Linked DNA regions of Homo sapiens: region 1 is linked to region 2. A link is a loop called in an ENCODE intact Hi-C map of the cell type or tissue named here. Cell type or tissue: PC-9. All regions are shown on one strand. Links, peaks and the distances in the headings refer to the core of each region. The heading gives the core; the rest is flanking DNA.

Region 1 (10,630 bases), core at 800-8,799, 760 kb after region 2:
TCGGTAAGTCAAGGTGACACAATCTCTGAGGTGGCTGAAAAGACCATAGCCAGAAAGTCCAGAGGATGCACACACATACCTGTGAGTTGGATAATGGCAGGATGCACGGTGCAAACACCACGCATCCCTCTCCTGTTTCCTTTAACTCCAAGAGAAGTGACCTCAATCTGGGGCATTACTGTGCCACTATCTGGAACAGAAATGGGGCAGGGTTGTAAATGACAAGGAAACATAGGCAACCCCCCCCAGTAAGGTGGCAAAGCCTTTTGTGGATACAAAGGGTGGATGCTGAACTCCTCACCCCCACCCATGAGAAGGTTACTGTGGTGACTGCTGTGTGAGCCCAGTGACAGGGAACAGAAACACATGCGTTCAAGGAAATCGTCGGAGGGATGAGAAGGGAGAGAAATTGATTTGACAGCTTGTTGCTGCCACAGCTTCCTTAGCAAAGATAAGATCAGGATGGGGTTTATTTAAAAAGAGACATCCTGATGTCTACCCAAGATGTCCATTCTTATTGTATTTACTCTGTTGGCAGGAGTAAGGAAGAAGTCACTTTTGGGTAAACGCTGCTTAAAGTAGTAGCCATTCCAAATTTGCAGAGCAAATTTGTAAACGGAGAACTGAAAATGAACCAAGAAAAACTAGCACATCCTTGGCAACCTACCCTTCACAGGGCTTCAGCTGTGTTTTCTTAGAAACACAAACCATCTTTGTCAACAGAGCCTTGACACCCACTCATAAGGTGTACTGGCCGTCATACTCCAGTCCCTTTAAAAAGGGGCCTGCAGCTCCTTCACCGAGAACCAGTCAGTTTTGCTTAACAGAATTGCAAATTTGGTGGCTTAAATCATGTAGACTAAACATCCCTAAATGAAAGTGGTTTACAGAAAAAAGTTGGGATTGCTCCTCAAAGATCTCTGCATCAGGTCTGGCTGTTCAGTGGGATCCCGTGGGAGCTCTGGAGACACTCTAAGTCTGGGACCCACTCTAGAGCAGTGAAATCAGAATCTCGGAAAGGCGGGCAGGTCCTTGGCATTGTTCCCAAAGGCTTCCAGGTGATTTCAACACTCACCCGGGTGAGAAAGAGTGGTCCAGGGCGGAGCTTGTCAAAGCAAATGGGCACAGGACTCACCTGGGGATCTCCTTCAAGTTCAGAGTCTAATCCAGACAGGTCTGCGAGACGAGAGTGAGTTTCTAACGAGCTTCAGGTGATGCTGATGCTCTTGATCCCAGGCCACACAGGATAACAAGGGTCCCCAGGCCTACCTCTTTAATTATAGGGATTGGAATGGAGGATTTTCACCAATGAAGTACAGTTCAAAGCCAGTCAGAAACTTTTTGATCATCATGGTAAAAACAAAACAAAACAAACAAAACCAACTTTATTTATGTGTGAGGAGAGGTCAGGGGTAAGCAATCAGATCAGATGAGTAGAAATCAGATGCTATTAAAAACAGTTTTGAATTTCAGTTACATTTTTCAGTAAACATTACTTCAACTGATGAATGGGAAAACAATGTAGCATATCCCTACGATGGAATATTATTTGGTCATAAAAAGGAATGGAGTTCTGATACATACTACAACATGGATAAACCTTGAAAAATTAGGCTAAATGAAAGAAGCCAGTCACAATAGACCACATATTATATGATTCCATTTATATGTCCAGAATAGGCAAATTGATAGAGACAGAAGGTAGGTTGGTGGTTGCTTAGGGTTGGGGATGGGGGAATAGGGAAATGATAGCCAAAAGGTGAAGGTTTTTTTTTTTCAAGTTGGTGAAAATGTTCTAAAATTGTAACAAAAACCCATCGTACACTTTCAATGGTTGAATTGTATGATATATGAACTACATCTCAATAAAACTGTTATAAAATACTGGAAGATCTTTGCAGTGCATATAAGCAACCAAATATACAAAGGATATATATTTTAAATGTATTGCATATACTATATTATAGTCTTTAATATATTATCTTTATATAATATACAAGCATACATTATATATAATATAAAATATTAAGATTATGTAAGGACAGACTTTCAGGAGCAAGTCAACTCAAAAAAAAAAAAAAAAGGAAGAAGAAAAGAAAAGGAAAACAGAGGAAATGCACAGTCAACTCACAAAAGGAAATTGGAAGGCCAACGAACACAAGGAAAGAAGCTCAACATCTTTGGAAATCAGGGAAATGAACATTAAAATATCAACCAGATACCATTTCAGACCTATCAGATTGGCAAAAACCTACACAAATTAGTATGGCAACACCAGGTGATGCCAAATGTGGAGAAATGAGAATTCTTCTATACTAATAATGGTGGGAGAATAGATTGGTCCAAGTTCTTTGAAAAGCAATTTAGTAATATTTTAGTAAATTTGAAGATGTGAGTATCCCATGGCTTCCTAGTATATACCCATGAGAAAGTCTCACTTAGGTACACAAGAGGCATGCACAGAAATATTTCCCATTTTGTTTCTTTATTAGTAAAAAAAAAAAGAGAACCTTCAAACAACCTAAATCCCATCAATAGGGAAATGAATAACTAGAATGGGATTTATTCATATAATGGAAAGTAAGACAGCAGATAAAAAGAAATGAATTTGAGCTATTGTATGCAATAAAAATATTTAAAATAGAATTCATATTTTATCTCCTTCAAAATGAGACTAAATAGAGCAAAAGTATAGGAGAAAGTCGAGTTGATAAATATATATATTGCTTGCATCTGGCACACCATCACTCCTGCCACACTGCATTGGCAAAGCAAGTCACAAGAGCAAAGCCAGATTTGAGGGCCTGGGAGATATACCGTGTCTGTAAAGCCTGTAAAGTCTTGTGGCAAAATGCATGGATTCAGGGAGGGATGAAGTGGAGCCAAGATCTACTACATCACTATGTCATTTGTTCTGCCAAATCGCCATGTCATGTGCCTATTTCCAGACAGGAACCAACTGGAACAGAGCATCCCCTAGTGGTCATCTGTGGGCTAGATACTGAGGACACACAGTATCAGTAGAACCTCTGGCTTAGGGAGAACTGCCCAGTCACCAGAACACGTTGTATGCACAAAATGATCAGTAAGATATTCAACTTGAAGCCACAATTGACCCATGTGTTGAAGGAAAGGTAGGACTAAGTGTCCAGTGGAGACAAGGATGCTCTGGGAAGGAGAGGTGCCTTGAAGAAAGACTGGTGGTAGCCATACCTCTGTGCCTTTGTAAAATGGGACTATTACCACCTTCCCTGAAATAAGTTATAGGAAAGGGCCCGACACATAGTAACCGCTCAGAAAATGTTAATAGGCTCCAGAAACTGAGCTGTAATCCCGATCTGCATCCACATCCCACTCACTTTTCCAGCTACCACGGCACTGTCCCTTCTTCCCCCACTCCCAGGCTTTCTGCCATCACAGAGCCTTAGCACATGCTGCTACCTTTACCTGGAACACCTCTTCCTTCCCTATTTAATTCCACCCCATCCTGCTACATGGGTCGAGGGTCACTTCCTCAGGAAAGCTTTCCTTGACCCTAGTTACAACTTTGCTTAGCACACGACATGTCCTCAATAAGTATCTGTTAAATGAACGTTGTTGGTTGAATAACCCTTGCGCAGTGCTGCCCTCAAGTGATTATCCTGGGTATTGCAATAATTAATTTCAAACGGTTGTCACACTTAGGACGGCAGGATCAATGAGAACAGAGTCCTGAATGAGTAAGTCCTGAGCAATGGGATGCAAGATTCATAAATTACCCGCAAGAAATGAAATGTGAACTTCTGAAGTTCAGGCCTCACCCTGGACACTGTGCTGGGCTTAGACTCCCGCTTCTTCCTTCCTGCCACACAGATACTTCCTTCACCCAACTCTGGCTTCAGTAACTGCCTGGACACTGGCCTCACCCAACATCTCTGCTCCTCATCCCCTTTTGATCTGTTGTCCAGAGTGTCCTCTTGCTTCCTGCACATCTCCCCACAAAGGTCCCAAGCAATTCCATCCAAATATGGATTTGTCATTTTCTCTCTGGGTTCTTTCCATCATGAAGTCCCCTAATATGTTCAGGGAATTGGGAAAAGCAAATGACATGTTTTCTGACTTCTCAAGAAACCCAAGATAAAAGATACTATTTACAGAAAAGAAAATTAAGGCCTAGGGGGAAGTTAGCTCCCCAAGTTCACACAGGTCTAAAATTTGAACCCCCACCTGACTCCAAAGTTCTGAAACTAGAGATGGACTAGTTTTAGGGGGTTATGACTTTAAGAAAAATAAAAATCTATGAAAACAAAGTTTGGTACAGGGCCTTAGAAAGGATTTACACAAGTGAGGGTCTTGAAGCTTACATTTCATTAGCTTCATGATTACACAGCATCCTAGTGAAAATTATGCTGTCTCCAAAGATAACAGACAAGCAAACCAGAAAGATTAGGATGCAAAGAGGTTTTATCTTTCCTACCACTCTCCTTGCTGAAACTGCCTCCTTTAAAAGTATTTCCCAGGTGTGTTCCTGGAATCTTTCCTAAAAGCAGAAAGCAGGAAGCAAGTGTTTTTGCTTTTGTCAGAATGTCAGTGTCAGAATGAGAGACAGAAGAAAACAGAAATTTAGTAAAGATGTTCATAAGTGGGTCTCCGACATCAAGGAAGAGAAAGAGATCAAGAAGCAACAAAAGTCCCCCAGACATCTAGGTGGACACAGGCCAGCAGTGAAAGTAAAGCTGCTGTATGTCAAAATGTGTGGTCTGGGAGTTTCCGGATAGCTGAACACATGGAGGTCCCCGGAGGCTGGCGTGCCCAGGGAGGGCGTAGAAGCTCCATGCCCCTGGCCCCATACCTGACCCTATGCATCTCTTCATTTGTATCCTTTGTATTCTGGGGACTCACATTTTGCTCCAGACCTCTATTTCCCAGGCTTTGTCCCCTTGCAGAGAAAGGCCGCATCAACTCTATTTTTCCTGTTTAAAAAATTTGCCTGCTAACCTAGGGATTGACAGACTTCAAGCCAAATCTGACCCACTGTCTATATTTGTAAATAAAGTTTTATTGGAATAACAAGAAGAAATTGTGGTCTGTTTTGAGTTTAAAAGTCAAAGTGAAACGTAGACACTGGGCGCTTTCTAGTACAAATTTAGTTTAGTTCATAAGAAATACGTGTTCTTCTAAAAACTTGACCAAAATGCCATAGGAATAGTGATGTCTTTCACAGCATGCCAACTGCCTAGGGAAGTTATTCACGAAGAGCGACCTCTAGTGGGCAAGGGTCATAGTTAATTAGAACCTGGAACTCTCCCAGAAAAGCATCTTACCCCCATTTCAGCTTGTTTTGACAACAGCTTGAAGAGGTTTTGAATAAATAGTGAATTTGTGATTAAAAAAATGTTTCTTGTTTTAACATTCGTTATAAACATCTCATTTACATGAACATTTCTGTGACTATAAAAACTTTCAAGGCCAGGTGCGGTGGCTTACACCTGTGATCCCCGCACTTTGGGAGGCCGAGGTGAGTAGATCACCTGAGGTCAGGAGTTCAAGACCAGCCTGACCAACATGGTGAAACCCCGTCTCTACTAAAAATACAAAAAACTAGCTGGGCGTGATGGCGGGTGCCTGTAATCCTAGCTACTTGGGAGGCTGAGGCAGAATTGCTTGAACCTGGGAAGTGGAGGTTGCAGTGAGCCAAGATTGTGCCATTGCACTCCAGCCTGAGTGACAGAGCAAGACCCTGTCTCAAAAAAAAAAAAAAAAAAACTTTCAGTACCAACTATTACAACTATATAGTAAGATGGCTGCTTTAACACAATTGTAGTTTTGAATAACAAAAAATTTTATTTTTTACAGTGAAACTGACAGGAGAGACATAAATTATTAAGTACAAAGGCTCACATTTCTGGGACTTATTTGGTTCAATTTAGGTCTCTGGTTATTATAAAGAATTCCCTAATAGAGGCTGTAGAGGTAATTAGGAACAGAAAGTGAGGTCAGAAGCATAAATTGCAGCCATCTTTGTGAAGGGGGATTTGGCGGTTTCCATTAAAGTATAGAACACACATACCTTTGAGCCAGCAATTCCGCTTCCAGGATTTTATGATGTAGATTCACTCATATAAATGAGCAGAAATCCATGTGCAAGAATGTTTTCTGCACCAGTTATTATAATAAAAAGAAAACAAACATTTATCTGTAATAAACTAAGGAAGAGTCATAGAAAATGATGCAGATATGTAGAATGATGTAGGAGATTATATTGATACAGAAAGTTCAATATTAAAACTATTAAAAAAGTTTTAAAACAGTATTGTCTTAAAATATATCGCATGCATGAACACAGTACATTTATGAAAGTCTGCAAAAGAATTGAATGATTACACTTTCAACCCTTCACATCATTGTTTGCTTTTGCTTAACTATGAACACCCATTACTCAAAGGAGTTAATGTAGTCTTATCTAAGAGTTAAGAACACAGACTTTTAAGCCAAACTCCCCAGGTCCAAAACGTGGCCTCATTAATTACTATCTCTGTTATTTGGACACGTTCTTTATCCTCTTTGTGCCTTAGTTTCCCCATCTGTATATGGGGGTGATACATTTTTATTAATGTTCATCTATGCAAAGCACTTAGAACAGTGCTAAAAGTGGGCCAGGCATGGTGGCTTATACCGATAATCCCAGCACTTTGGGGGGCCAAGGCAGGAGAATCACTTGAGGCCAGGAGTTCAAGATCAGCCTTGGTAACATGGTGAGACCCTGGTTTCACAAAATATTCAGAAATTAGCTGGGTGTGGTGGCTCATGCCTGAAGTCCCAGCTATTGGAAGAAGCTGAGGCAGGAGGAATGCTTCAGCCCAGGAGTTGGAGGCTGCAGTGGGCTAGGATCGAGCCACTGCAGTCCAGCCTGGGCAACAGAGGGAAACCCTGACTAAAAAGAAAGAAAAAGAGCAGTGCTGAAAGTGTTTCGCTACTGTTATTTTAACTTACAATTTTAAAAACTAGGTGTTGATATATTAGGGAAAATTGGGTGAAGGGTACCTTTGCAATTTACTATGAATCCGTAATTATTTCAAAGTAAAAAGTTAAACATGCAGTTATTAAAAATAACTGATATAAAAGATTGTCAAGATGTCATGTTAAGTAAAAAAAGCAAGATGTGTAACAATGCATCAAGTAAGCTCAATTTTATGTAGAGAAATGGGGAAGGGAATGAGAATATATATATTTTGCTTATGTGTGTGAAATGAAATTCTAGAAGAGATTGTTAAAAACTAATAACTACTTGGGAAGCAGGCTTTATTTTTGAACCAAATGACTGTGTTACCTATTGAAAAATTATTTAAAAATAAGACTAGTAACAAAAATGCAAATAACACTTCCATCATAGCATAAAAGCATTTCCATTTGTAACGAGTCAAATAACACCAATTTGACAAATAACAGGGTGCATTGAGTTCAACAGTAAAGTACTTTCCAGTGGCACTATTTCACTCACAATGTGTACAATTCAGACAAGTTTAATTCCTAAGTCTTTGAGGGGGAGCTGAAGAACCACTCCTTCAGGTTTCAGACAGACAGGTTTCAGGAGGTTACAAGTAGCATATGGCCTTATCTAAGATCTAGTGACATTTCTAACTTAAAGCTTTTGAAATGAGGAAGACATCTTAAGGACATCACCACCTGGTGAAGACTTCTCTGATGTTAAGCACATGTTATAAGTCCTGGAACTTGCTGGCATTAGTCCTAGAGAAAGAAGGATGAGGCTGAGCATGGTGGCTCATGCCTATAATCCCAGCACTTTGGGAGGCCGAGGCGGATGGATCACGAGATCAGGGGTTTGAGACCAGCCTGGCCAACATGGTGAAACCCCGTCTCTACTAAAAATACAAAAATTAGCCGGGTGTGGTGGCATGCACCTGTAATCCCAGCTACTCTGGAGGCTGAGGTAGGAGAATCACTTGAACCTGGGAGGCGGAGGTTGCAGTGAGCCTAGACTATGCCATTGCACTCCAGCCTGGGTGACAGAGTAAGACTCTGTCTCAAAAAAAAAAAAAAAAATAGAGTGAGAGGGAGAAAGAAGGACTATTGGATATACAAATTTGGATTTAGCCAGAGTTATCCTGGGTAGGGAAGAGTCAGACAGACATACCCATAGGCACGCCCACACTCATATATAGCCTCCTGTGTCCAAAAAAGTGATGGCAAAACAGACACTGTGATGCTGTAGTGACCAAGGGATTAAAATTTCCCTAATCTCTTGATGTTTCTGCAAGTTCAATTTTTAAATTCCTGAAACATCTATTTTTTTTCATGTCTGATAATAAGCAGATGTTGTGACAAGTTTGATTGGGGGCACATCTCATACATGAGCATGAAAACTGAATCATCACACTTATCAACCACAAAAGGATCTCCTCAAACATCTTTTTAGCAATGTATGAAGTGAAGTTATGCTAGCTGCTATAACAAGTAACTCCTATGTCTCAGTGGCATAATACAATAATTTTTGTACCTATCAATCACAGACCAATGTGATTGGGGGGTACTTTCTCCATATTGTCTTGTAGAATCCTGGCTGAAAAGGGGGTCCATCATCTTCAATGTATGGCTTCCAGAACATACTGGAAATTGATATACAACCAGCACGCACAGAAGAAATAATAAAGAACCAGACAGAACACATGAAAGTGGCACTTTTCTCTCCCTATGCCATTGACTAGAACTCAATCATGTGATGCCACCTAACTGCTGGGGAGGTTGGGAAATGTAATTTAACTGTGTATCTACAAAAAAAAAAAAAAGAAAAGAAAAAATAATTTAGTGAACACATGGCATTGTTTCTGCCACAAGCAGATATCGCCATGATCATTTAATTTTTCTCCTTTAATATGTTGATTTCCTGCTCTTTACGGACCTTAACAGCAATCCTATGAGGTAGGCTGCACAGATATTATTCCCACTTACGAATGAGAAAAATGAACCTCAAAGAGAAGTTAGCTGACTTGGCTAAACAACATGGATATTAAATGTTAAGCAGGAGCTAGAACAAGTCTTCCCACAGTACCAGGCCTGCTGTCTCCCATCCTACCAAAGGTAACATCACTTGCTTCAGTAACTTGAATCAATCACAGCTTCAGTAAATTAGATTATCCACACAGATTCTTCATAAAGCGTATTTCCTCAAAAACGTTCACCATCAACTTAGTTTATATGCAGTCATAAAAAGCTATAAAGACCATGTGATTAAATTTTAATGGAAATACATTATGGAGAATAACATAAAATTGAATGCACATAATTAAATCGGGACAAATTTCAGCCTTTTCTTCAAAAATTGCCTCCTTTTTCTCTCTTCTGTAACTCCTATCAGATGTATGTTCAAGTCCTATTCTATCTTCCACTTAATCTTTAAATTCTCAAATATTTTCTTTGCTACTTTAATATCCTCAGATCTATTTTCCAGTTTGCCAATTCCATCTGCAGCTCTGTCAAATCTAGTCTTTAATCTTTCCATCTGCCTATTTTTAAACTTCAAATGATTATATTCATTCCTAAATGTTTGAATAGGTTCCTTTTCAAATCTGCCTGGCTGGGTTCTTTTTTTTTTTCCTCCCATACAATTTATTTTTTAATCCTTCTTTTATGCCTTTATTTTTAAAAATATCTTTCAAAGCATCTGGCCAGGCTCATGCTTGTAGTACCAGGGCTTTGGGAGGCCAAGACAGGAGGATTGCTTGAGGCCAGGAGTTTGAGACCAGACTGGGCAACATAGCAAGACCCTATCTTTACTTTAAAAAAAAAGCTGGGTGTGGTACCATGCCCCTGGAGTCTTAGCTACTTGGAGGCTGAGGCAGGAGGACTGCTTGGGCCCAGGAGTTGGAGGCTGCAGTGAGCTATGATCACACCACTGCAGTCGAGTCTGGGCAACATAGTAAGACCCCCATCTCTATAAAGGATTTCAAATGATTTTAAAAAAGCATCTATCGTATTACTCAAATTATCTGAAATCCTACGGTTCTAACTCTGTTTTTAAAAATCTGTTGGTTTTCACTCATAATGAATTATTTTTCAACTATTTTATTTATCTTTTCAAGACAGTGTCTCACTGCTCTATCTCCCAGGCTGGAGTGCAGTGGCATGATCTCTGCTCACTGCAGCCTCAACCGTCCTGGGCTCAGGTGATCCTCCCACCTCAGCCCCGAGTAGCTGGGACCACAGGTGTGTGCCACCACTGGGTGACAGAGCAAGACTCTGTAGCAAACAAAACAAAACATTTTTCTCACATGGAGCCCAGCTTCTTTGTTTGTACCTCTACCTGGGTTTTCTTATTTCATTTTTTTCCCTGACAACATAGCCTTTGGTGGGCTCTCGTGTAGCATAAGCTTCACAACTCAATTCTTTCGACTCTGGCAATCAGTCCCCTATTTGTTTCAGGATTCTAGGAATTTCCCTTACATTTTTTTTTTTTTTTATTGATCATTCTTGGGTGTTTCTCGCAGAGGGGGATTTGGCAGGGTCACAGGACAATAGTGGAGGGAAGGTCAGCAGATAAACAAGTGAACAAAGGTCTCTGGTTTTCCTAGGCAGAGGACCCTGCGGCCCTCCGCAGTGTCTGTGTCACTGGGCACTTGAGATTAAGGAGTGG
Region 2 (10,630 bases), core at 1,037-9,036:
CACCAACAACCACCTACCCACCTACCTGTATACAAACTATCAAATCCTGTCTCTGGAATAACCAGTTTCCTCCTACTTTTCAGTCAGCCCTGGATGAGATTCTTTCTCCCTCCTGACCTAAGAATCCATCCCTTCTCTGTTAAACACGATTGGAAACACAACATATATAAACACAGGTGCATATATTTGAAGAATATAAACAATTTTAATACTGCCATGTTGTCTACGAAAGGATAATAGGGAAAAGAAAATATCACAGGGAATTTTACTATAGAGAAATAGTTCCCACAGCGTGGTGGTAACTATTTCTGTGTGACATGAGGAGCCACCACCAGGAAGGGAGCTGGAAAGAAATCTCATTCCTGCACCTCTGAGAATCCTTGGGTGGGACCTGTGGAGGCAGGAGGTGGCTGTGGCAACTGGCAGAGACTGCGGAGGCGCACCATGATCTGTTGCTGCCATGTTTTTTTTGGTCTAGCGTAAAAAGAGAAGGAAAAACTGTCAGAAAATAATAGCACTGGCTCGGTGTGGTGGCTCATGCCTGTAATCCCAGCACTTTGGGAGGCCGAGGCGGCCAGATCATTTGAGGTCAGGAGTATGAGACCAGCCTGGCCAACATGGTGAAACTCCATCTCTATTAAAAATACAAAAAATTAGCCGGGCGTGGTGGCATGCCTGTAGTCCTAGCTACTAGGGAGGCTGAGGTATAAGAATCGCTTGGACTCGGGAGGTGGAGGTTGCAGTGAGCCGAGATCGTGCCGCTGCACTCCAGCCTGTGTGACAGAGTGAGACCCTGTCTCAAAAAAGAAAAAAAAGAAAAAAATAATAGCACCATGTTGAGCCAAATAGTGGGGCCATAAACTGCAAAACCCAGGCTTTCAACAAAGAAAAGTGAGCCTGTTTAGAAACAGTAGAAGAAACCCAGGGCCAGCCCCTTAGGATTACTCCTTCCTCAGAGTCCTCGGGTGTCAAATACTGTCTCTCCCATCCCTTGGGAGTAGATATCCTTTTCCTCCCCTCATCCCTCTCCCCCAGCCTCCTTTAGCCCCTGTCATTTCCTGGACACTCCCACATCAACACTCAGCCACTGACCCTGCGTAAATATTAGCACCACAGGGTTAAGGGCTGGGATGTACTAAGCCTTCCTAAGTGCCAGATGTCAGTGTGGAGAGGGAAATGAAATATGAATGGCTGAACATTGTCACTGTGGTTCTCTCACTGCATTTGGACATTTGGACATTCCAAAGAACATTCCAAGATAAGTGATACTTAATGTGAAATTTAGTTTTTAAAAAGCTTTTTTAGAGAGACAGTATCTGTGTCACCCAGGCTGGAGTACAGTGGTGCAATCACAGCTCATTGCAAACTCAAACTTCCTGGGCTCAACTAATCCTCCTGTCTTGGCCTCCCAAAGTTCTGGAATTACAGTAATGAGCCATGTGCCTGGCTGAAACTTAATTTATTTTGATTCAAAATATTTTCAAAGGCCAGGTGCAGTGGCTCACGCCTGTAATCCCAGCACTTTGGGTGGCCAAGGTGGGTGGATCACCTGAGGTCAGGAGTTGGAGACCAGCCTGGCCAACATGGTAAAACCTCATCTCCACTAAAAATAAAAAAATTAGCCGGGCATGGTGGCACATGACTGTAATCCCAGCTACTCAGGAGGCTAAGGCAGGAGAATCACTTGAACCCAGGAGGCAGAGGTTGCATTGAGCCGAGATCGTGCCATTGCACCCCAGCCTGGGCAACAGAGCAAGACTTCGTCTCAAAAAATACGTATTTTTTTCATGTAATATTAATGATACTTAAACAAAATAACTTTTTCTTTCTCTGAAAATATTTATAACTTTATATAACAAAATATCACAAAAATGATAACAGGAACATCTCATCAAACCACAGTGTGTTTCTATGTGTGTGCCTAAGTATACACATACCTTTGAGAACCAAAATCACTTATGTGAACAATATTTACAACACACAACAAGCAGATGTAATCAGTTCGTGTAATAAAATATATCCATGGCACAACAGTTTGTCTCAATTATAAAACCCATCATCTACCATCGTTTTAGGATCCAGGCTCATTTCCTGTATGAGACATGAACACATTGTTAAAAATTCCAAGATGTATTTCTTTGGGTCTCCTGGTTTTATTAAAAAAAGGAAAAGAGATATGTCATTAATTACTGAGTGCTGGTAAATGATCCTACTTGCATATAATTGAGAAGTGGGATCAATTTGGTTAAGGTTCAGTCAAGTTGAATTGTGAGATTTAAGAAAAATGTGAAATTTTTCACATTTCATTATGCAATATCAAAACCTCACTGTAAGAGTTTTTTGTTACTGTTGTAACAAACAACCACTACAAAATTCAGTGGCTTAAAGAACGTTAATTTACCATCTTACAGTCTGGCAGGCAGAAATCAGAAATCAGTTTCTCTGGGTGTTAGTAGGGCTGGTTCCTTCTAGAGGTTCTAGGGAAGAATCTGTTTCCTTGTCTTTTCCAGCTTCCAGTGGCCACCTACATTCCTTGGTTCATGGCCTCTTCCTCCGTCTTTAAAGCCAGCAATGTAGCATCTTCTCTCCTCTCTTAACTCATGCCTTCTTTTTACAAGGACCCTTGTTATTACACCTAACCCAGGTTCCTTTGGAATGTAGAGAAACACATTCACTGGTTCTGGGGATTAGAACATGGACACCCTTGGGGGCCATTATTCTGCCTACCGTATGGGATTCAGTAATGTCACACTGATCTCATCAGAAAATTCTTCCTGGCAAGTGGTCATATTCATGATAACAAATACAAATTTTCTTAAAGTATAATTTTTGCTTGAAAGCTCAAATTTTACCAGTGGCGACAAACATTATCAGTTGTTTCACTTGAAATCACAAGCTTATTTTATTTATTTTCAATAAAATATCTACCAAACACCTTGTTTAAAGAATCATAAAGGGGCCCGGTGCAGTGGCTCATGCCTGTAATCCCAACATTTTGAGAGGCCAAGGCAGGTGGATTGCTTGAGCCCAGGAGTTCAAGGCCAGCCTGGACAACATGGGAAAACTCCATCTCTACAAAAAATACAAAAATTAGCCAGGCGTCGTGGTGCATGCCTGTAGTCCCAGCTACTCAGGAGGCTGAAGAAGGAGGATCACTTGAGCCCTGGAGGCAGAGGCTGCAGTAAGCCAAGATCCCACCACTGTACTCCAGCCTGGGTGACAGAGCCAGACCCTATATCAAAAAAAAAAAAAAAGAAGAATCATATATGGTTTGTCATTTTTTCAAGCAAAATGGAGTTCCATGTGAATTCAAGGGTAGAGATAAAAAAATTACTTTTTCCTACTTTATCAAAGAGATTATTATCATTATTATTATATATATGTATTTTTTTGAGATGGAGTCTTGCTCTGTCGCTGGAGTGCAGTGGCGCGATCTTGGCTCACTGCAAGCTCCGCCTGCTGGGTTCACGCCGTTCTCCTGCCTCAGCCTCCCGAGTAGCTGGGACTACAGGCGCCCGCCACCACGCCCGTCTAATGCTTTGTATTTTTTAGTAGAGAGGGGTTTCACCGTGTTAGCCAGGATGGTCTTGATCTTCAGACCTCGTGATCCACCCGCCTCGGCCTCCCAAAGTGCTGGGATTACAGGCGTGAGCCACCGCTCCCGGCCTATTATCATTATTATTATTACAGACAAAGTCTTGCTCTGTCACCCAGGCTGAAGTGCAGTGGCACAATCATAGCTCACTGTAACCTTGAACTCCTGGGCTCAAAAGATCCTCCTGCCTCAACCTGCCAAATAGCTAAGGACTACAGGTGCGTGCCACCACACCCAGCTAATTTTTTTTTGAATTTATTTTTTATAGAGATGGGGTCTTGCTAGGTTGACCAGGATGGTCTTGAACTCCTGGTCTCAAGTGATTCTCCCGCCTCGGCCTCCCGAAGTTCTGGTATTATAGGTGTGAGCCACCGCACCTGGCCCTGCAAGGACATTATTAAGTGAAACTGGTTCTGGGAGTGCACAGCAGTGAAGAAAGTACATTTTTAAGTTCAGTTTGGTGGTTGTGCCTTGATTTGTCCAAAGATCCTCAGTGGTTTTGCCCGCCATCAGAGCAAATATCAACAGAGTGAAAAAGATAAAGTTATAGTATTATTAGGAATACAGTTTTGATATCATGGATACTCAGGAAGGGATCTCAGGGACCTCTTTCCCCCCATTCCCCCCAGGATCCATAGACCACACTTTGAAAATTGCTGTTTTAGGGAAATGAAACCTGCCAGCAGATGGCAGCAGGTACAGCAGCATTTTCCAATTTATATTGACCAGTATTTAGAAAATTGATTTCATGATAAATTTACAATTTTGCCTTTAAAACTCACAGACAACATTTCATTTCAGAAAATATTTTTAACTATATAAAAGAATTCCACAAAATAAATGCTACTTCAGCTCACAACTTAAATTATCCAAGAACTTTTTCTTTTCTTTTTTCTTTTTTTTTTTTTGAGACAAGAGTCTCGCTCTGTCACCCAGGCTGGAATGCAGTGGTGCGATCTTGGCTCACTGCAACCAACCTCCACCTCCCAGGTTCAAGCGATTCTCCTGCCCCAGCCTCCCAAGTAGCTGGGATTACAGGCACGCGCCACTACGCCCAGCTAATTTTTGTATTTTTAGCAGAGACAGGGTTTCACTATGTTGGTCAGGCTGGTCTCGAACTCTTGACCTCGTGATCCGCCTGCCTCGGCCTCCCAAAGTGCTGGGATTACAGACGTGAGCCACCGTGCCCAGCCTATCCAAGAACTTTTTCTTTCTCCCTTTCTTCCTTTCTTCCTTCCTTCCTTTCTTTTCTTTCTTTCTTTTTTTTTTTCAGAGTCTTGCTCTGTCACCCAGGCTGGAGTGCAGTGGTGCTTTCTTTCATGGCTTATTGCAGCCTTGACCTCCCAGGCTCAAGCAATTCCCCGACCTTTGACTCCCAAGTAGCTGGGACTACAGGCACATGCCACCATGCACAGCTAATTTCTTTTATTTTTGGTAGAGATAGGGTCTCACTAAGTTGCCCAGGCTGGTCTTAAACTCCTGGCCTCAAGCAATCCTCCCACTTTGTCCTCCCAAAGTGGTGAGATTACAGGTGTGAGCCACTGCACCAGGCCCCAATAACTTTTTCTTGAGACAACCATCATATTTCAGCGCAGTCAGGACATCACAGCTGCAGGTTCTGCATCCTCAAATTCAACCAAGAAAGAATGGAAAATATTTGAGAAAAAAATTTACAAATTAAAAATAAGCTAGGGGCAGTGGCTCACGCCTGTAATCCCAACACTTTGGGAGGCCGAAATGTGAGGATTGCTTTGGGAGGCTGAGGTGGGAGGATTGCTTGATGATGATAGGACTGTATACCTCGAAAACCCTAAAGACTTATGCAAAAGGCTCCTAGATCTAATAAATTCAATAAAGTCTCAGTTTACAAAATTAATGTACACAAATCAGTAGCACTACTGTATGCCAACGATGACCAAACTGAGAATCAAATCAAGAATTCAATCCCTTTTATAACAACTGAAAAAAAAAAAAAAAAAAAACCCAAAAACAATACCCTAGGAGTGTACTTAATCAAGGGAGGTGAAAGATCTCTACAAGGAAAACTACAAAACATGCTGAAAGAAATCATAGATGACACACAAAAAAATGGAAACATATGCCATGTTCATGGATGGGAAGGTAATATTGTGAAAATGACCATACTACCCAAAGCAAACTACAGATTTTATGCTATTCCTAACAAAATATCATCATCATTTCTCACAGAACTAGAAAAACAACCCTAAAGTTCGCATGAAACCAAAGAAGAGCCTGCATAGCCAAAGCAATCCTAAGCAAAAAGAACAAATGTGGAGGCATCACATTACTGGACTTCAAATTATACTACAAGACTGTAGACTACAGTACTGTAGTACCAGTACTACTGGGACTAGTATAAAAATAGGCACTTAGACCAATGGAACAGAATAGAGAACCCAGAAATAAAACCAAATACTTACAGCCAATTGATCTTCAACAAACCATACAAAAACATAAATTGGAGAAAGGATACCCTATTCAATAAATGGTGCTGGAAGGCCAGGCATGGTGAGTCATGCCTGTAACCCCAGCACTTTGATTACAGGCCGAGGTGGGCAGATCACAAGGTCAGGAGTTTGAGACCAGCCTAGCCAACATGGTGAAACCCCATCTCTACTAAAAACACAAAACTTAGCCAGGTATGGTGGTGGGCACCTGTAATCCCAGCTACTTGGGAGGCTGAGGCAGGAGAATTGCTTGAACCCGGGAGGCAGAGGTTGCAGTGAACCGAGATCGCGCCACTGCACTCTAGCCTGGGTGACAGAGCAAGACTCCATCTCTAAAATAAATAAATAAATAAATAAATAAATAAATAAATAAATAATGGTGCTGGGAAAACTGACAAGCCACATATAAAAGACTGAAACTGGAGGCCAGGCGCAGTGGCTCACACCTGTAATCCTAGCACTTTGGGAGGCTGAGGTGGGTGGATCGTGAGGTCAGGAGTTCAAGACCAGCCTGGCCAAGATGGTGAAATCCCAGCTCTACTAAAAAAATACAAAAAATCAGCTGGGCCCAGTGGCAGGTGCTTGTAATCTCAGTTATTTGGGACGCTGAGGCAGGAAAATCGCTTGAACTTGGAGGGTGGAGGTTGCAGTGAGCTGAGATCGTGCCACTGCACTCCAGCCTGGGCAACAGAGTGAGACTCCATCTCAAAAAAAAAAAAAAAAAAAGAGTGAAACTGGATCTCCATCTCTCGCCCTATACAAAAATCAACTCAAGATGTATAAAGACTTAAATCTAAGACCTGAAACCATAAAAATTCTGGAATATAACATTGGAAAACTTTTCTGGACATTGGCCTAGGCAAAGAATTCATGACTAACACCCCAAAAGCAAATGTGACAAAACCAAAAATAAATAAATGGGACCTATATTAATCCGTTTTCACACTGCTGATAAAGACATACCTAAGATAGAGCAATTTACAAAAGAAAGAGGTTTAATTGGACTTACAGTTCCACATGGCTGGGGAAGCCTAACAATTATGGCTGAAGGCAAGGAGGAGCAAGTCACGTCTTACATGAATGACAGCAGGCAAAAAGAGAGAGCTTGTGCAGGGGAACTCCTCTTTTTAAAACCATGAGATCTCATGACACTTATTCACTGTCATGAGAACAGCACAGGAAAGACTTGCCACCATGATTCAATTATCTCCCACAGGAATTCAAGATGAGATTTGGGTGGGGACACAGCCAAACCATATCATCCTGCCCCTGGCCCCTCCCAAATCTCATCTCCTCACATTTCAAAACCAATCGTGCCTTCCCAATAGTCCCCCAAATCTTAACTCATTTCAGCATTAACTCAACAATCCACAGTCCAAAGTCTCATCCGAGACAAGGCAAGTCTCTTCCACCTATGAGCTTGTAAAATCAAAAGCAGGTTAGTTACTTCCTAGATACAGTCAAGGTACAGACATTGGGTAAATACAGCCATTCCAAATGGGAGAAGTTGGGCAAAACAAAGGGGCTACAGGTCCCATGCAAGTCCAAAATCCAGTGGGGCAGTCAAATCTTAAATCTCCAAAATGATCTCCCTTGTCACCACGTCTCACATCCAGGTCATGCTGATGCAAGATGTGGGTTCCCATGGTCTTCAGCAGCTCCGCCCCTGTGACTCTGCGGGGTACAGACTGTCTCCCAGCTGCTTTCCTGGGTTGGCATTGAGTGTCTGTGGCTTTTCCAGGCGCATGGTGCAAGCTGTCAGTGGATCTACCATTCTGGGGTCTTGAGGACCCTGGGGACTGGTGGCCCTCTTCTCACAGCTCCACTAGGTGGTACCCCAGTAGGGATTCTGTGTGGGGACTCTGACCCCACATTTCCCTTCCACACTGCCCTAGCAGAGGTTCTCCATGAGAGGCCCACCCCTGCAGCAAACTTCTGCGTGGACATACAGGCATTTCCATACATTTTCTGAAATCTAGGCAGAGGTTCCCAAACCTCAGTTCTTGACTTCTGTGCACTCAACACCACATGGAGGTTGCCAAGGGTGGGGCTTATACCCTCTAAAGCCATGGCCTGAGATCCACATTGGCCCCTTTCAGCCACAGCTGGAATGGCTGGGACATAGGGCACCAAGTCCCTAGGCTGCACACAGCACAGGGACCTTAGGCCCAGCCCACAAAACCATCCTTTCCTCCTAGGCCTCTGGGCCTCTGATGGGAGGGACTGCCATGAAGACCTCTGACATGCCCTGGAGACATTTTCCCCATTGTCTTGGGGATTAACATTTGGTTCCTCGTTACTTATGCAAATTTATGCAGCCTTGAGTTTCTTCGCAGTATATGGGATTTTCTTTTCTATCGGATTGTCAGACTGCAAATTTTCTGAACTTTTATGCTCTGTTTCCCTTATAAAACTGAATGCCTTTAATAGCACCCAAGTCACCTCTTGTATGCCTTGCTGCTTAGAAATTTCTTCTGCCAGATACCCTCAATAATCTCTCTCAAGTTCAAAGTTCCACAAATCTCTAGGGCAGAGGCAAAATATTGCCAGTCTCTTTGCTAAAACATAACAAGAGTCACCTTTGCTCCAGTTCCCAAAATTTCCTCATCTCCATCTGAGACCACCTTAGCCTGGATTTCATTGTCCACATCATTATCAGCATTTTGGTCAAAGTCATTCAACAAGTCTTTAGGGAGTTGCAAACATTCCTACATTTTCCTCTCTTCTGAGTCCTCCAAACTGTTCCAATCTCTGCCTGTTACCCAGTTCCAAAGTCATTTCCACATTTTTGGGTATCTACTCAGCAACACCCCACTCTACTGGTACCAATTTACTGTATTAGTCTATTAGTACAGGCTGCTGATAAAGACATACCTGAGACAGGGCAATTTACAAAAGAAAGAGGTGGCCGGGCGCAGTGGCTCACGCCTGTGATCCCAGGACTTTGGGAGGCCGAGGTGGGTGGATCACGAGGTCAGGAGATTGAGACCATCCTGGCTAACATGGTGAAACCCTGTCTCCACTAAAAATACAAAAAAAAAAAAAAAAAAAAATCAGCCAGGCATGCTGGTTGGTGCCTGTAGTCCCAGCTACTTGGGAGGCTGAGGCAGGAGAATGGCATGAACCCAGGAGGCGGAGCTTGCAGTGAGCCTAGATTGCGCCACTGCACTCCAGCCTGGATGACACAGTGAGACTCCATCTTAAAAAGAAAAAAAAAAAGAAAGAGGTTTAATTGGACTTATAGTTCCACATGGCTGGGGAAGCCTCACAATCATGACAGAAGGCAAGGAGGAGCAAGTCATGTCTTATGTGGATGGTAGCAGGGATAAGAGAGAGATCAGATCTCGCCGTATGCAGTGGCTCACACCTGTAGTCCCAGCACTTTGGGAGGCCGAGGCGAACAGCCTCCCAAAGGTCAAGAGATCGAGACAATACTGGCCAACATGGTGAAACCCCATCTCTACTAAAAATACAAAAATTAGCTGGTGGGGGTGGTGTGCGCCTGAAGTTCCAGCTACTCTGGAGGCTGAGGCAGGAGAATCGCTTGAAACCAGGAGGCAGAGGTTGCAGTGAGCTGAGATCGTGCCACTGTACTCCAGCCTGGCAACAGAGTGAGACTCTGTCTTAAAAAAAAAAAAAAAAAAAAAAAAAAAGTCAGATCTCATGAGACTTATTCACTATCCTGAGAACAGCATGGGAAAGACTTGCCCCCCATGATTCAATTATCTCCCACTGGGTCCCTCCTACAACATGTGGGAATTCAAGATGAGATTTGGGTGGGAACATAGCCAAACCATATCAGGACCTAACTAAACTAAAGAGCTTCTACACAACAAAAGAAATAATTAACAGAGTAAACAGACAACCCACAGAGTGGTAGAAAATATTTGCAAACTATGTATCTGACAAAGGATTCGTATCCAGAATCTACAAGGAACTCAAACAAATCAACAAGGAAAAAAACAAATAATCCCATCAAAAAGTGGGCAAAGGCCATGAACAGTCATTTCTCAAAAGAAGATATACAGCCAACAAACATATGAAAAAATGCTCAACATCACTAATCATTAGGGAAATGCAAATTAAAACCGTAATGAGATACCACCTTACTCCTACAAGAATGGCCATAATTAAAAGTCAAAAAACAATAGATGTTGGCATGGAGGTGGTGAAGAGGGAACACATTTACACTGCTAGTAAGAATATAAATTAATACGACCTCAAAGGAAAATAGTATGGAGATTCCTTTAAAAAACTAAAAGCAGGATCTACCATTTGATCCAGCAATTCCAGTACTGGGGATCTACCCAAAGGAAAAAAAGTCATTCTATGAGAAAGACACACGCAGACACACATTTATAGTGGCACAATTTGCAAATGCAAAGATAACCAACATAAGTGCCCATCAACTAAAGAGGGGATAAAGAAAATGTGGTATGTATACACCATGGAATACTACTCAGCCACAAAACGGAATAAAATAATGTCTTGTGAGCCAACTTGGATGGAGCTGGAGGCCGTTATTCTAAGTGAAGCAACTCAGGAATGAAAAACCAAATACCGTATG

The links. A loop is a pair of places that touch in the nucleus more often than their neighbours do. Peaks named below come from ENCODE experiments on the same cell type or tissue, not always from the same donor. Only the 100,000 strongest peaks of a DNase experiment are listed, where the experiment ranks them.
Region 1: it touches region 2 in a loop (26-fold over the local background); 2 of 110 quality-filtered maps call a loop at or near these places.

What each region holds. Positions count from the first base shown.
Region 1 is chr3:32,170,422-32,181,051 of GRCh38, reverse strand. It overlaps LOC124906367 (small nucleolar RNA U13), which reads right to left and starts at 8,396; the gene lies at 8,297-8,396. RefSeq lists enhancers at 2,620-2,789, 3,095-3,264 and a cis regulatory region at 3,179. In PC-9, for the core only: CTCF peaks have their summits at 2,952 (motif pointing left), 3,623 (motif pointing left), 5,096, 5,296 and 1 weaker place; DNase peaks (open chromatin) are centred at 2,981 and 3,661.
Region 2 is chr3:32,927,987-32,938,616 of GRCh38, reverse strand. No RefSeq gene overlaps it. Among named protein-coding and RNA genes, the nearest start is that of CCR4, 18 kb to the left of the region's middle. RefSeq lists a silencer at 1,628-1,825. In PC-9, for the core only: CTCF peaks have their summits at 4,031 and 4,246 (motif pointing right); no DNase peak of the experiment used is centred there.